Regions from separate parts of the Homo sapiens genome. Here region 1 is linked to region 2. Evidence: chromatin loops called from intact Hi-C (ENCODE). Cell type or tissue: heart left ventricle. All regions are shown on one strand.

Region 1 (8,000 bases), 450 kb before region 2:
AAATGCCCACAAGAGAAAGCAGGAAAGATCCAAAATTGACACCCTAACATCACAATTAAAAGAACTAGAAAAGCAAGAGCAAACTCATTCAAAAGCTAGCAGAAGGCAAGAAATAACTAAAAACAGAGCAGAACTGAAGGAAATAGAGACACAAAAAACCCTTCAAAAAATTAATGAATCCAGGAGCTGGTTTTTTGAAAGGATCAACAAAATTGATAGACCGCTAGCAAGACTAATAAAGAAAAAAAGAGAGAAGAATCAAATAGACTCAATAAAAAATGACAAAGGGGATATCACCACCGATCCCACAGAAATACAAACTACCATCAGAGATTACTACAAACACCTCTACGCAAATAAACTAGAAAATCTAGAAGAAATGGATAAATTCCTCGACACATACACTCTCCCAAGACTAAACCAGGAAGAAGTTGAATCTCTGAATAGACCAATAACAGGAGCTGAAATTGTGGCAATAATCAATAGCTTACCAACCAAAAAGAGTCCAGGACCAGATGGATTCACAGCTGAATTCTACCAGAGGTACAAGGAGGAACTGGTACCATTCCTTCTGAAACTATTCCAATCAATAGAAAAAGAGGGAATCCTCCCTAACTCATTTTATGAGGCCAGCATCATCCTGATACCAAAGCCGGGCAGAGACACAACCAAAAAAGAGAATTTTAGACCAATATCCTTGATGAACATTGATGCAAAAATCCTCAATAAAATACTGGCAAACCAAATCCAGCAGCACATCAAAAAGCTTATCCACCATGATCAAGTGGGCTTCATCCCTGGGATGCAAGGCTGGTTCAATATACGCAAATCAATAAATGTAATCCAGCATATAAACAGAACCAAAGACAAAAACCACATGATTATCTCAGTAGATGCAGAAAAGGCCTTTGACAAAATTCAACAACCCTTCATGCTAAGAACTCTCAATAAATTAGGTATTGATGGGACGTATCTCAAAATAATAAGAGCTATCTATGACAAACCCACAGCCAATATCATACTGAATGGGCAAAAACTGGAATCATTCCCTTTGAAAACCAGCACAAGACAGGGATGCCCTCTCTCACCACTCCTATTCAACATAGTGTTGGAAGTTCTGGCCAGGGCAATTAGGCAGGAGAAGGAAATAAAGGGTATTCAATTAGGAAAAGAGGAAGTCAAATTGTCCCTGTTTGCAGACGACATGATTGTATATCTAGAAAACCCCATTGTCTCAGCCCAAAATCTCCTTAAGCTGATAAGCAACTTCAGCAAAGTCTCAGGATACAAAATCAATGTACAAAAATCACAAGCATTCTTATACACCAATAACAGACAAACAGAGAGCCAAATCATGAGTGAACTCCCATTCACAATTGCTTCAAAGAGAATAAAATACCTAGGAATCCACCTTACAAGGGATGTGAAGGACCTCTTCAAGGAGAACTACAAACCACTGCTCAAGGAAATAAAAGAGGATACAAACAAATGGAAGAACATTCCATGCTCATGGGTAGGAAGAATCAATATCGTGAAAATGGCCATACTGCCCAAGGTAATTGATAGATTCAATGCCATCCCCATCAAGCTACCAATGACTTTCTTCACAGAACTGGAAAAAACTACTTTAAAGTTCATATGGAACCAAAAAAGAGCCCGCATCGCCAAGTCAATCCTAAGCAAAAAGAACAAAGCTGGAGGCATCACACTACCTGACTTCAAACTATACTACAAGGCTACAGTAACCAAAACAGCATGGTACTGGTACCAAAACAGAGATATAGATCAATGGAACAGAACAGAGCCCTCAGAAATAACACCGTATATCTACAACTATCTGATCTTTGACAAACCTGAGAAAAACAAGCAATGGGGAAAGGATTCCCTATTTAATAAATGGTGCTGGGAAAACTGGCTAGCCGTATGTAGAAAGCTGAAACTGGATCCCTTCCTTTCACCTTATACAAAAATCAATTCAAGATGGTTTAAAGACTTAAATGGTAAACCTAAAACCATAAAAACCCTAGAAGAAAACCTAGGCATTACCATTCAGGACATAGGCATGGGCAAGGACTTCATGTCTAAAACACCAAAAGCGATGGCAACAAAAGCCAAAATTGACAAATGGGATCTAATTAAACTAAAGAGCTTCTGCACAGCAAAAGAAACTATCATCAGAGTGAACAGGCAACCCACAAAATGGGAGAAAATTTTCGCAACCTACTCATCTGACAAAGGGCTAATATCCAGAATCTACAATGAACTCAAACAAATTTACAAGAAAAAAACAAACAACCCCATCAAAAAGTGGGCAAAGGACATGAACAGACACTTCTCAAAAGAAGACATTTATGCAGCCAAAAAACACATGAAAAAATGCTCACCATCACTGGCCATTAGAGAAATGCAAATCAAAACCACAATGAGATACCATCTCACACCAGTTAGAATGGCAATCATTACAAAGTCAGGAAACAACAGGTGCTGGAGAGGATGTGGAGAAATAGGAACACTTTTACACTGTTGGCGGGACTGTAAACTAGTTCAACCATTGTGGAAGTCAGTGTGGCGATTCCTCAGGGATCCAGAACTAGAAATACCATTTGACCCAGCCATCCCATTACTGGGTATATACCCAAAGGACTATAAATCATGCTGGTATAAAGACACATGCACACGTATGTTTATTGCGGCACTATTCACAATAGCAAAGACTTGGAACCAACCCAAATGTCCAACAATGATAGACTGGATTAATAAAATGTGGCACATATACACCATTGAATACTATGCAACCATAAAAAATGATGAGTTCATGTCCTTTGTAGGGACATGGATGAAATTGGAAATCATCATTCTCAGTAAACTATCGCAAGAACAAAAAACCAAACACCGCATATTCTCACTCATAGGTGGGAATTGAACAATGAGAACACATGGACACAGGAAGGGGAACATCACACTCTGGGGACTGTTGTGGGGTGGGGCGGGGGGGGGAGGGATAGCATTGGGAGATATACCTAATGCTAGATGACGAGTTAGTGGGTGCAGCGCACCAGCATGGCACATGTATACATATGTAACTAACCTGCACATTGTGCACATGTACCCTAAAACTTAAAGTATAAATAATTAAAAAAAAAAAAAAAAAGAAAATCAGCCACTCATAATGCATGCTCCAAGACTGCATAAGGAAAGATGAAACACAAGCAAGCATTGGTCTTTTAAGTGCAATACGAGAGCCAGGAGCTGAGGCAGCATGGCCAAGATCATAGGCTCTTACTATGACAACATGTAATTCAGAGGCCCCCTGTGAAGGGAGATGTCATAGGCAACTGCTGGAAATTTAATTGGTGTCTGGGACTTTATGAGTGACAGCTCCTTATTTGTGTTACCCAGAGAAGAGGAGGAAAAACACACTAACCAGCATCCTTTCAAAAGCAAGTCTCAAAGACCCAACTGCAGCTTACATGCAAACAGCATTTTTTAGAGGTGACACCAGACATTGACACCACACATGTTAGAAACAAACCCAGGCTGGGCGTGGTGGCTCATGCCCGTAATCCCAGCACTTTGGGAGGCCAAGGTGGGTGGATTACCTGGGTCAGGAGTTTGAGACCAGCCTGGCCAACATGGTGAAACCCCGTCTCTACTAAAAATACAAAAATCAGACGGGTGTGGTGGTAGGCACCTGTAATCCCAGCTATTTGAGAGGCTGAGGCATGAGAATCGCTTGAACCCGGGAGGGGGAGGTTGCAGTGAGCCGAGATAGCACCACTGCACTCCCGCCTGGGTGACACAGTGAGATTCTATCTCAAAAAAAAAAAAAAAAAAAAAAAGGAAAGAAAAGAAAAGAAAGAAACAAACTCAGGCTTAAGGCTGAGTGGCAAAAACAGCTGCTTGTATTGCTATTGTGCACTCAAGCCTCTTGCCTCAATGAAACTTGAGTGTTTTCATTTAGAACTTTTGAATTACAGTTTCTGGCCTTATGGCATGTTTCATCTGGGCCACTTCCAAATGGACCCTCTGGCATGGTTATATCCAACGATAGAGAGATGTTCAGTTTAAAAATAATTACCTAAATCATCTCTGCCACTTTGATTTAGTTTGAGGGGTGGCTGATTTTGTTTTCTTGCTCACTGTGAAAATTTTACTCATGGTAACATTACTTTGACTTTTAAATTGAACTTATAGACAACAAAATGCAAATTTAGAGTATATAGTTTTGGGGTTTTGTTTCTGACACCTGTGTTGAATCAAATTTGACAATGTAACTTTTCCTGAGTTGAACCAACCACAAAAATTTAGTGTTTGCTTGAGATAAGAGAACAGAAGAACTGAATGTATTGGGAATCTTCTGAATCTAGTTGGAGAACATTGTACTGTCAGTAGTTTCCATACTCACCCACTAGGAGGAAGACTCGAGCATGTTATGCAGCCAGATCTGTGAAACAACTTCTTGTCTTCATTCAGCTTGGCTTAATGACTTCATCTTGAGATGTTTCCTAATTTCTTAAAAATAGTTTCTTACAGGGAACAAAAAGAAAAATAGGTAATTTAAACTACTTCAAACGTAAAAACATCTGTGCAGCAAATAATATAATTAACACAGTGAAAAAGCAACCTATGGAACAGGAGAAAAGAATTGCAAATCAGATATCTGATAAGGGGTTACTCTCCAGGATACCAAACAAACAAACAAACAAACAAACAAACAAACAAAAACTCTTGCAATTTAACCACAGCAACAACAAAATATTCTGATTTTAAAACGCACAAAGGCCTGGAATAGACATTTCTCCAAAGATGACATGAAAATGGCCAACAAGCTTAGGGGAAGATACTCAACATCACCAGTCATTAGGGAAATCCAAATCAAGACCACAATGAGATATCATCTCATACCCATAAGAATGGCTACTGTTTAAACCAAACAAACAAACAACAGAAAATAAGTGTTGGGAAGGATGTGGAAATATTGGAACCCTTCTGCACAGTTGGTGGGAATGTAAAACCCTTCTGCACTGTTGGTGGGAATGGTGTAGTTGCTACTGTTTAATGGAGGTTCCTCCAAAAATTAAAAGTTGAATTATCATATGATCCAGCAATTCCATATCTGAGCGTGTGTTCAAAAGAACTGAAATCAGAGTCCTGAAAAAGTATCAGTGTTCCCATGTTCATAGCAGCATTGTTCACAATAGTCAGGAAGTGGAAACAACTCAAGTATTCATTGACAGATGAATGGATAAAGAAAATATAATGTATACACACAAAGAAATATTATTCATACTTAAAAAGGAAGAAAATTCTGACACATGCTACTACATGGATGAACCTTGAGGACATTATGCTAAATGAAATGAACCAGTCACAAAAAGACAACTACATCATGATTCAATTTACATAAGATATCTAGAGTCATCAAATTCATAAAAACAGAAAATAGAATGGTAGTGTCCAGGGGTTGGGAAAAGAGATTGGATAATTATTGCTTTGGGTAAAGAATTTCAGTTTTGTAACATAAAAAAGTTGTAGAGATTGGTTGCACAATAATATGTCTACACTTAACACTACTGAACTGTTAAGATGGAAAATTTTACATGTATTTTACCACAATTAAAACTGTTTAAATTTAAAAATAGTTTCAACCTAGCACAGTGGCTTATCCCTGCTATCTCAGTACTTTGTGAGGCTGAGGCAGGAGGATTGCTTGAGGCCAAGAGTTCGAGACCAACCTGGACAAGATGGCAAGATCCCTGACTCTATAAAAATTTTAAAAATTAGCAAAGTGTGGTGGCACATGCCTGTGATCCCAGCTACTCAGGAGGCTATGGTGGGAGGATCCCTTGAGCTTGGGAAGTCGAGGCTGCAGTGAGCTGTGATCATGCCACTATACTCCAGCCTGGGTAACAGAGCAAGACCCTGTCTCAAAAAAAGAAAAAAAAAATCGAACATCAAGAGATTTGCCCTTTTTTCCCCTTTCAATCAAAAACTTCTAAGCCACGTGTAGAATGCCATGTGTATCTACCTAAAACTAAATTGGGCCACTTTAATCAAACATAATGATTGAACAGTTCAAAAAACTGCCGAATTTTTGGAAAGATTTTCAAGCCAGACAGAAATGTTGGGATTTGATGTTACATTCCTAAAGCTACCTTTATCATTCCTTCTTTTGAACATCATGCGTAGACTTCTTGTAATGTTTAGCTTCAAAATACCAAAGTGCCATTTATAAACTGTGGATGTTAGCCCACAAGCCTTCAGTTAAAATAAGCATTAAAGTTTTATGTTTTCTAAGCTTTTTTAATTGATGATACAAATGAATGGGGGAGGGGTGGTGGTGAAGTGTGTGTTATCTGTCTGATGCTTAAATAAATATTTCAGTTTCAGAAAGCTAACATTTTTAAAGAGGCCTTGTAAAATAACATTATTTGGTGTCATCAACAAACACTGGTCAATCAATCTTGGGTATCTTGGTAGCTACCAATAAACAAACAAAAAAAGACATCCTATTTTTTGTCTTCATACACATATACAAAATTAACCCTGGGAAATAAAATAACAAGAAATTCCACATGCTTATGTCAGAATGTGTAAGTGTCATAGCACAAAATATAAATGCTATCATATCTAACCCAGTACCTCTTTTCTAAGAGGTGGATCCAGGAAGAGCTTACTGGAGTGTCCAGGACCCCAAACATGTGGTGGAGCAAGAATCTTGGGGCTAAAAAACAAGCTGGCAAGGCAAAGGTCACTAAGTGTGCAGGTGAGACACACAGACACTGGAACCAACTGATGTTGCCAGGTTAAGTGCCGTTGCTGGAGTGAAGGAGACAGCAATAGCAACCTTACAAGATGTAGTAAGTTCTTTCTCACCTCTTCCTGTCCGCCAATATCTTCTAGGTCCCCCTATTGGTAGCACTAAATATAGAGTCAACTGACAAAGGAGAAAGACATTTGCCCCATCATCACCGTGGAGAATATAGATGGTGGATTTGGAACTGAGAGATAAATGCTTAATAACTAGCACAGGAACCCTCTTGAATTTTTTACAATCCATTCTCAATGGGTATTATACGCTCTGCACACCACAAAAGAATGATTCCTTGCTGACTGGCATACAGAAGTGCCTAGCTTTGGTTTATCCTGAAAGTCCAAAGAATAAACCTCTGCACTGAGAAACAGCAAAGTAGGAATCTGTGAAACTCTTGCCTGAGTTTCCTGCCTGTCATCTTATCCTATGGAATTCAGACGTGCCAGACCCCCAATTACATGAATCAAGTCATTAAAGTAAATTTTTCTCTTTCTCACTCTTTTTCAATAGATTAGATAGATAGATAGATGATAGATAGATAGATAGATAGATAGATAGATAGATAGATACAGTGAGTGAGCTATCATTTGAATGCTTGTGTTCCTTCAAAATTTATGTTGAAACAACACTATTCCAATGCAATAGTATTAAGAGGTGGGGTATTTAGAAGGTGATTAGGTCATGAGCACTTATGAGGGATTAAAGGCTTTATAAAAGAGACTTCACACAGCATTTGACACTATTGCCCTTGCATCCCTTCCACCATGTGAAGACACAGTGTTTGTCCCTTCCAGAGAGTGCAGCAATAGGAAGCCACTTTGGAAGCAAATAGCAGCCTTCACATAACACCAAACCTGCTAGCACCTTGATCTTGGACTTCCCAGCCTCCAGAAGTGTGAGAAAAAAATATATTGTTTATAATTATATATGGTATTCTGTAATAGCAGCACAAATGGACTAAGATATGTAGATTATATATGACAGATAGATAGATAGATAGATAGATAGATAGATAGATAGATAGATAGAGTTCTTTGGCATATCCTATTGTTTGAAGAACCCCAATTAATACAGTTCTTTACCTGTGCAGGAAATCAATGGTCAGGAAGCAGAAACCTGAGCTGCAGAGACAATAGTGGCAACATCTTATGTCATACTCTCCCTGGGAGAGATAATGCTGCTTTTT
Region 2 (8,000 bases):
AGCAATTCTCCTGCCCTAGCCTCCCTAGTAGCTGGGATTACAGGTGCCTGCCACCACACCCAGCTAATTTTTTGTATTTTTAGTAGAGATGGGGTTTCACCATGTTGGTCAGGCAGGTCTCGAACTCCTGACCTCAGCACAGAGTTATTAAAATCAAATGCAGTTGCCTACGCTTTGTCTGCTTTTGAAAAGTAAACTTAATGTTTCAGACTGAGGTGTATTTGTCATTGGGGTCCTATGTTCTGCACAGTTTGTAAATCTACTTCACCCAAAGTGATACAGTGATACTCAGGAGGGCTTAAAAAAGATTAAATCCTTCATTTGGAAACATCATGCCCAGTGAAAGGAACACAGGCCCTAAGGAGATGTGGCTGATTCTAGGGACCGGGACCAGTAAAATACAACATGAGCACAGAGCACTTTCTCATGCCAGGATGCAGTGGGCGGGGTTGGGGGGGGGGGTCCCACTGGCACAATATGAACCATTTGTAATCAAAAGAATAATGACCAGAAGAGAGTATAATACTCTGTCTATATATTTTTTAAGTCTCTGTGTTATGATTCTCAAAAGAGTAAAAGGGTGGCTGGGGGTGAGCTCTTTTACAGAAGAATGCCAGTTAATAAATATGGACAGAATGGGAGAATTAGCCAGGTCACCATTTTGGGATCCCGACTGTAAGTGGTTCCCACAAGCATTGTCAGTGGAAGCCAAAATCATAGAGTAATCATGCAGGAGACGAAGGTGCCCGCAGTGCCATGTCAGAAGTCACTGACTGATAACAGAGGCAAACGGGCCTTCAGAGCGGGCAGCTCTGGGGGCCACAATTGACCCTGTGGCCCAACTGATGTAGCTTTGCCATCCAGAAAGCAGCATGTCACGTCACGTGTGCTTTCTGAAGTGACCTCAGAAATGGTTAACCTGAATCCATCTGGACCTCTAGCAGTTTCAGAGGGGTAGAGGAACACGGGAGGGGGTGTCATGTGGAAACAGCAAGACAAATCCTGAATGTAGGATGTTCCACCAGGTACCTGGACTGGGTCCTTGAAAATGTTGACTATCATGGGGAAAAAATAGGGGCTGGCTTTTCCACTTTTAAAGAGGCTAAAGGGACATAGTCAAATTCAGTGGACCTTAGATTGGGGAAAAAAATCTATAAAAGACATTTTTGTGACAATTGGAGAGGTGTGATGTGTGCTATTTAGGGGGTACTATGAAATATTGCTGATTTGCCTGGGTTTGGCAGTGGTATTATGGCTGTGTAGGAGAGTGTTATTCTGAGGAGAAACGTGCAGAGAGCTAGAGGAATGAAGAGTTAGGGCATCTGCATGTTTTCAGGTGTGTTGCGTGCAGGTATAGGGTATGTAGATGTTTCCTATCCTACTATTGACTCTTCTGTATACTTGAAAAGTTAAAATAGGAAAGGGAAGATTAAGTCTTAAGCATGAACCACTAAAAACAACCCCAAAAGCAGTATTAAGTAGTAGTCAGTTAATTCTGTTTAAGAGACAAGAATGTAAAGCATGCATCTTTAGAAAATTGATGTTGGAGATATGGAAGAAATAGTTTCAGAACCTTCAGCTCTCTCGAACATTACAGTGGCAATGCATTCATTGCAATGTGTATTATAGCAGAAAACATTCTGAAGGAAGAGTCCCATTTCCTAGTGCTCATTTTTCAGTTCCTCGTCTCTCTCATAGTGCAGGAGATTTGTAGACAAATGTCTACAGGATTTAGACAGATGTCAGGAAAATTGTCTTTTGTTGATGTCTTAATTGGAATCCGATAGTTTGTCAGGGCATGATGCTTATAAAAGGAATAAAAGCTTTCTAAAATTCTTCAAAGAGTAGCCACTGGTACCTGTGTGTCACATCATATGCTGATGAGACATGACAGAAAATGCTCCTAAGTAGCCTTATAGCTGATCCTGAGGAGCTACTGTGACTGGGCTCTCACTGCACCTCTCAGCTGACTTCTGCCTACTGGGTCTGTGTCATCCCTTTTTACTCTGAGGCTACCAAGGTCTTAGGAAACTGGAGGTTGGAGCTTGAACTGAGTGATGGGAGGAAAAGACTTCCTGAAGTGCTGCCCACATCTCATGTATGTTCTCTTGGACCCAGTTGTATCCCTGCCATTCCCTGGAGGTTACCTGTTCATACGCAGACTTCTCTTTCCCTTATTTACCTCAATTGCAGTAGCTTGGCAACCTTTTAACTCTTGCTTTTTAAAAGGAAAATTATTTGGTTATCGTAGAAACATTTTGTGCAGCAAAGTGTTACACATATTTCTGTTCTGGCCTCAAATAATCATGGATTTCATTAAATACTAAACATTTTGCTGATTTTAATACAGTGCTTTAGTGTATTCTTATTTTCTTTTTGCATCTCTTATTTGCCTCGTTTATCTTAACATAAAGCATTTCCTTTGGTTAAGTAGATCCTTATATCTGCTTTTTCTTTTTGTATGACTCCTATTTAGGTTGGTGCTAAAGTAATGACGGTTTTTGCCATTACAATACCTGTAGACATAAAGGTCTAGCTTACTTTTTGCCATTTGCTACCCTGTGTTTAGTACTGGCATTTTGCTGACTGCTCATCAGCTTTTGATACGGTGTGCTTACGTGACAAGCTCTTTAAAGTGAAATCATAATCAGATTTGAGATTTAGAATTGAGGCGACTTGTCCTGTCTACAGTGAAACTGAGGCAGGACAACCTGGGGAGCTATGAATAGTAGGAAAATCCCAGTGAAAATCCAGCACTTCTAACTTCTACTCCTGGGCGCTTCATCACTTAGAGTTACCAGCAGTCTTGGTACCATTTGTTCATAGTTTTGCCAGCCCTCACAGGTACAGGTACAATTGTAGATACTGAAACTCTCACCAGCTGACATCTAATTTACCAGCTGATTTAATTTTATCTCATTGATGATTGAGAGGCTCTACTGATAGCCCAAAACCACTTTAGCTTAGGTGAAACATGAGCTGCGTTGGTAACTGAAGCCTGGCCCATCTCATTGACAACTTACTTACTGTACTGATTTAGTAAAATTACCCATCCTCTGTGTCCCCGAGTATGGTTTGCAGCATATCACAGGCAATGTGTGACATCTTCCAGGATATTGCATGCCTACCAAAATATAATCAGATTAAAGAACATGTTCAGTTCATATCTGACCTACGGCCCCATTGCACTGTTTAACATGATTTTGCAACAGAGATGTAACCATCTGCACATGTTATGCATCCCCTTATACCATTAGGGTTTATGCTGAGATCAAGTAAAATCATATCCTCTCATAGGGAGGGGACGGGACTTCTGTGAAGTAGCCTGAAGAAATTAACATCTTTATATGATCACATCTATAATACAGAATAATAAATGCCATGTACCTGTTGCTGTGTTTATTGCTTCTGCTGGCTGGGACTAGTGAGTGTCCCGATTTTAAGGACGTGTTTTGAAACTGGCTTGTCTGTCTTTCTGCCTCTCTTCTCAGCCAAGTGTCTTGCTAAAGTGGGCTGTGTTTGCCGAACTCACTCCCCCATTTTCCTTCCCTCGCTATGAGCTGGCTTTTTGGCCCTACCACTCACAGAAATTGTTCTGACAGAGGTAGCAGTGATGTCCGTGCTGCTAGGTGCAGAGGGCACCCTTTTCTTAAATTGCCAGAACTTCCGGCTTCCTTTGCCGCTTCTGCACCCTCCTTGGAAATCTTTCTCTTTGGCTTCACGGATAGTTCCTCTTCTGGCTTCCCCATAGCTTTCTTTTCCTCCTGGTGCCTGTTTGGCGTCCCTATGGCTTTGTTATGGGCCCTGTCCTCTTGTGGAAACCTCTTCTGAGCTCATGGCTTCGGCACATGCTTCTGCTCTGATGACCCCTTGACCTCCCTGGCTGGGCCTCACCTCTTTTGAGTTCCTGTCTACGTTTCCCAGTGACCACAGGCTCTTCCTACCCGCGTGGCCAAGAGGCAGCTCTGAAGCATTGTATTTTAAACGGGGCCTCTAGTTCTCTGCCAGATCTGCTCTTTTCCTGCATTCCACACCAGGCAGCAAACCCCGAAAGCCCCACAGCAGATGGCTGGGAGTTATCTTCCAGTCTTCAATTCCTTGCCATCCCCACCCACACCTTCCAGGCACCTCCTGATTTATAAATATTTCAAAGCCACTTCTGTGTCATTCCAGCTGCCATTTCCTGCTTCAGGCTTTCAGGCTTTTTTCTGATCTAATAGCAATATTTACTGAGAACCTTTACCACATGCAGTTCTGTTGGTTACCTGCAGTGAGATCAGTGGTGGCTGTGGGGTTTTGATGCTCATGAGGGTGAAATCGCAGAGTTCTGGGGCCCAGGTGTATTTGCATGAGGTGGCTTTGGTGAGAGCATAGCCTTCACCAGGATGTTTTTGGAGGTTTTTCTCCTAGTGTATTTTCCTAGATTCCTTTGTCAAAGGAATTTGGTCATAAACTGGCCCTTAAGTACTTTCTAAGAGAAGCCTTGTTCATGTGGATCACAATGACCTTAGACTTTGTGTGCGTTGTCAGTGCTGCCCTCTCCTGGGCATTGCTTCTGCATTCTTAATGCAAATATGTGAGTTATTCCTGGGTGTGGCTCCATGACTTGTTCCTTTCTGGAAGCTCTAGCCTTATCTCAGCCCTCATCTTGTTAAACCAGTTGTGCTGACCTTGCTTCTCTGACAGCAACCTGATAAAAGCCTGTAAAGTTGCCCACTTCAAGTCATTGAGCAATACAGGTAGCCAAGCAGTAGAGGTGGTTACAATAAATGGCTTAACATTCCCAGCATTTAGGTGGCTCCATTCAGATGGCGGAAGGCAGGTGGCACTTTCTGTTGTGGAGAATTTGAGGAGAGAGCTTTAAGTTCAAAAGGAATTTAAGAAAAGCCTAAGTTGGATCTATGAGGGCTCTGGAGGAGAGATTGAGATGTTCAGGGTGTTCCTTCGATTCATGAACCCGACTGACTTTTCACAGCAGGACCACCAGTTGCCAGATACTGAGACAACTGAGTCAAATGAATACAACAGCATCCCTGTTCTTCAGGGGACTGCAGGCAGGGGTGCTGTAATTTGTACGGGGGCGGGGGTGGACATGATCTGTTCTTCTATATTATCATCATTCATCTGCTAGAGACAACTCGATTTTCTTGGGAGCCAGGAAAAGGAAGTTGGCCAGTCGGATGTGCCTCACAGCAGAGCAAACGCATCCCAAATGAGCCACCGGAAGGGTTGGGGAGTCACTGAGGTGGAGGAGGAAGGGCTGAGGGTATTTCAGGCCAAGAGGACTCGGTGAGAGGCGGAGCACAGGTAAAAAGGCCTGCCAAGGGCAGATGGCGGCGAGCCCTGTGCCAGGCTAAGGAATTCACATTTTATCTCGTAGCCATCATACAGCCTGGCGAGCACACGATGTCTAGAAGGGTGGTGCTTCTGATGATGTGGACTGTTGGCGCTTAGACACTGGAGACTGGTAGAAGGCTGTTGCCATTGTCCAGATGAACGATAGAAGGACTGCATGAGTTTTCCACAAACTGGGGGGCCTAAAACAACAGGAGATTACTTTATCTCAGCTCTGGAGACAAGAAGTTGGAAGTCAGGATATCAGCAGGGCTGCGTTTTTCCTTGGCTTGTAGCTGCATCGCTCCGGTCTCAGCTTCTCTCCACGTGGCCTTCTCTTCTCTCCTTTTGTCTCTTATAAATAAGGACCCCTGCCATTGGATGTAGGGCCCACCGGGATAATACAGAGTGCCACATCTCCAGATCCTTCACTTAATCACATCTGCAAAGGTCTTTTTTCCAAATAAGGTCCGATTCTCGGGCCCTAGGGATTAGGACGTGGACATATATTTTTGGGAGCCACCCTTCAACTGACTACAAGGACCCACAGGGTTGGAATGAAAGGAAGAAAAGTGGCTGATTCAGAGGCCGTTCAGCTGACAGCTGGGCATAGAGGGATGGGAGGGAGAAGGCAGGTGAATAGCAGTGACTTGTCCTGAAGTCGAAATTAGAGGAAGCTGTGAGGCCTGAAAATAGGGATGAGTTCCATTTTAGGCATTTGGACATGTTGAGTTTCAGGAAACTGAAAGACTGGGCACCTCTTAGGTTGACAGCATTGATGGAAACAACCATGATTTCCCATTTAAGACAAACAAAACTCTTGGTGCCGTTAACCCATGAAGAAAACTGACATAGGTGGCCATCGACCTACACTCGTCTTTGAACAGCTACAGTACCTAGAAGCCATTTTAGTTTTTACTTTTATTATTATTATTTTTTGAGACAGAGTCTCATTCTGTTGTCCAGGCTAGAATGCAATGGCACAATCTCAGCTCATTGCAACCTCTGCCTCCCAGGCTCAAGTGATCCTCCTGCCTCAGCCTCCCAAGTAGCTGGGACTACTGGTGTGCACCACTGCACCCGGCTAATTGCTGTATTTTTAGTAGAGACGGGGTTTTGCCATGTTGCCCAGGCTGGTCTCGAGCCGTGCACCCGGCTAATTTTTGTATTTTTAGTAGAGATGGGGTTTTGCCATGTTGCCCAAGCTGGTCTCAAACTCCTGGACTCAAGTGATCCACCTGCCTCGGCCTCCTAAAGTGCTGGGATTACAGGTATGAGCCACTGTGCCTGGCCCCTGGAAGCCATTTTAAACTTATTTCTAAGTCCCCTTCCTCAGAGAGAATACATGCACACACACAGTTGGATAATTAGCCTAGGAAGGGTCTGGAAATTTAGCCATATGCCCACCATGTTTTGTCCTCCTCCTCCTTTTGTGTGTGTGTGTGTGTGTGTGTAGTATGTGCATCTCTGATACAAAGGGAGCAGCTCTGGATCCCTAGTCATTCTCCAATCAGCCTCCGAATTCCCCCTAACCCTGCATCAAAACCTGAATCCCCCCAACCCTGTGTGAAAGCCTGCCACTTCAGGCTTAATCTTTGTTGACACGTAAGGGTGCCGAACTCACAACTTTGAAGTCCTTTTATTCTACTCCCTTCTCCTTTTCTCATCCCAGCTGGGTTGTAAATGTCAGGGAGAAGTAGAGGGCCCAGTCCTCCTTCCTGGGGTAGGGAGATTATTTAACCATGGGATGCACCATGATTTCCAAACACAGTTGATTTTCCAGAGAAGGGAGTGAAAAGAAAAGTGCTTTGGAATAACCTTTGGACTCCACGCACCATGCCGGGGATAAACATGGAAAATAACCATTTGTTGGGCGGTGCTCCGTGTCACATATTCTAGTATGTAGTTTTATACCCAGCCATTGCCCTTACCCTTTCGATTTTTGTTAGAGCGGGACGGTGCCCTGCATGCTGTGTGCTGTCTGAGTATGACATTTCTAGTAGTAAGGAAGGTTAGGATGGCTCTTTCCTTTGCCTTCATTAAAGTTCTCTTGCCCAGATGTGAGATCTTTAAAAGGTCAGTGTTTTTGAATAAGGAATGAAATCATATTCTAAGATAAAAGTTCAGAGAGTTATACAATAAAATAATAAATTAGTAAATGGCACTTCCCTGAGAGGCGATGGTCACTGGTCACTGTTGTTGCATCCCATTCCTCTTGCCTTCAGGGAATATCCCCTCAGGTATGAGAATGCTCAGGGCTCAAAGACAGAGAAGAGCTGTACGTCACACTGTTGGGGCTGGCAGCAAAATGCTGAGCAACCTTGGGCTCTACAACATGTCCTCCATGGAGGTCAGGCTCTAGGCCTGTTCTGTTGACTGCTGGAGTCTCAACATTCAGAACACGGGTCCAACATGGCATGTGTATTGACAGAGAAGCTTCAGGTAATTTTTATGTCCTTGAATGAATGGGCACATGTTACATGACAGAGCAGGGACTAGATGGAGCCAATATATTAGATCCCCTTCTCTCCACACCTCATTTTCTATATAGTGCAGCCAGTATGAGAATATAAAATGGAAAGGAAGAAGGCATATCATTTTGTATGTGCTCTATGATCTTTAAATGTTATTAAATGTTGGTAATGAAATGCTGTGGTATAACTAAT

The links. Hi-C counts contacts between places; a loop is a spot of excess contacts. Peaks named below come from ENCODE experiments on the same cell type or tissue, not always from the same donor. Only the 100,000 strongest peaks of a DNase experiment are listed, where the experiment ranks them.
Region 1: it touches region 2 in a loop (4-fold over the local background); 10 of 110 quality-filtered maps call a loop at or near these places.

What each region holds. Positions count from the first base shown.
Region 1 is chrX:7,582,733-7,590,732 of GRCh38, reverse strand. No RefSeq gene overlaps it. Among named protein-coding and RNA genes, the nearest start is that of VCX, 260 kb to the left of the region's middle. In heart left ventricle, a CTCF peak has its summit at 4,431; no DNase peak of the experiment used is centred here.
Region 2 is chrX:7,129,159-7,137,158 of GRCh38, reverse strand. The region is part of intron 1 of PUDP (pseudouridine 5'-phosphatase); the gene reads left to right. Among named protein-coding and RNA genes, the nearest start is that of STS, 15 kb to the left of the region's middle. In heart left ventricle, a CTCF peak has its summit at 4,551 (motif pointing left); no DNase peak of the experiment used is centred here; H3K27ac peaks cover 1,266 bases.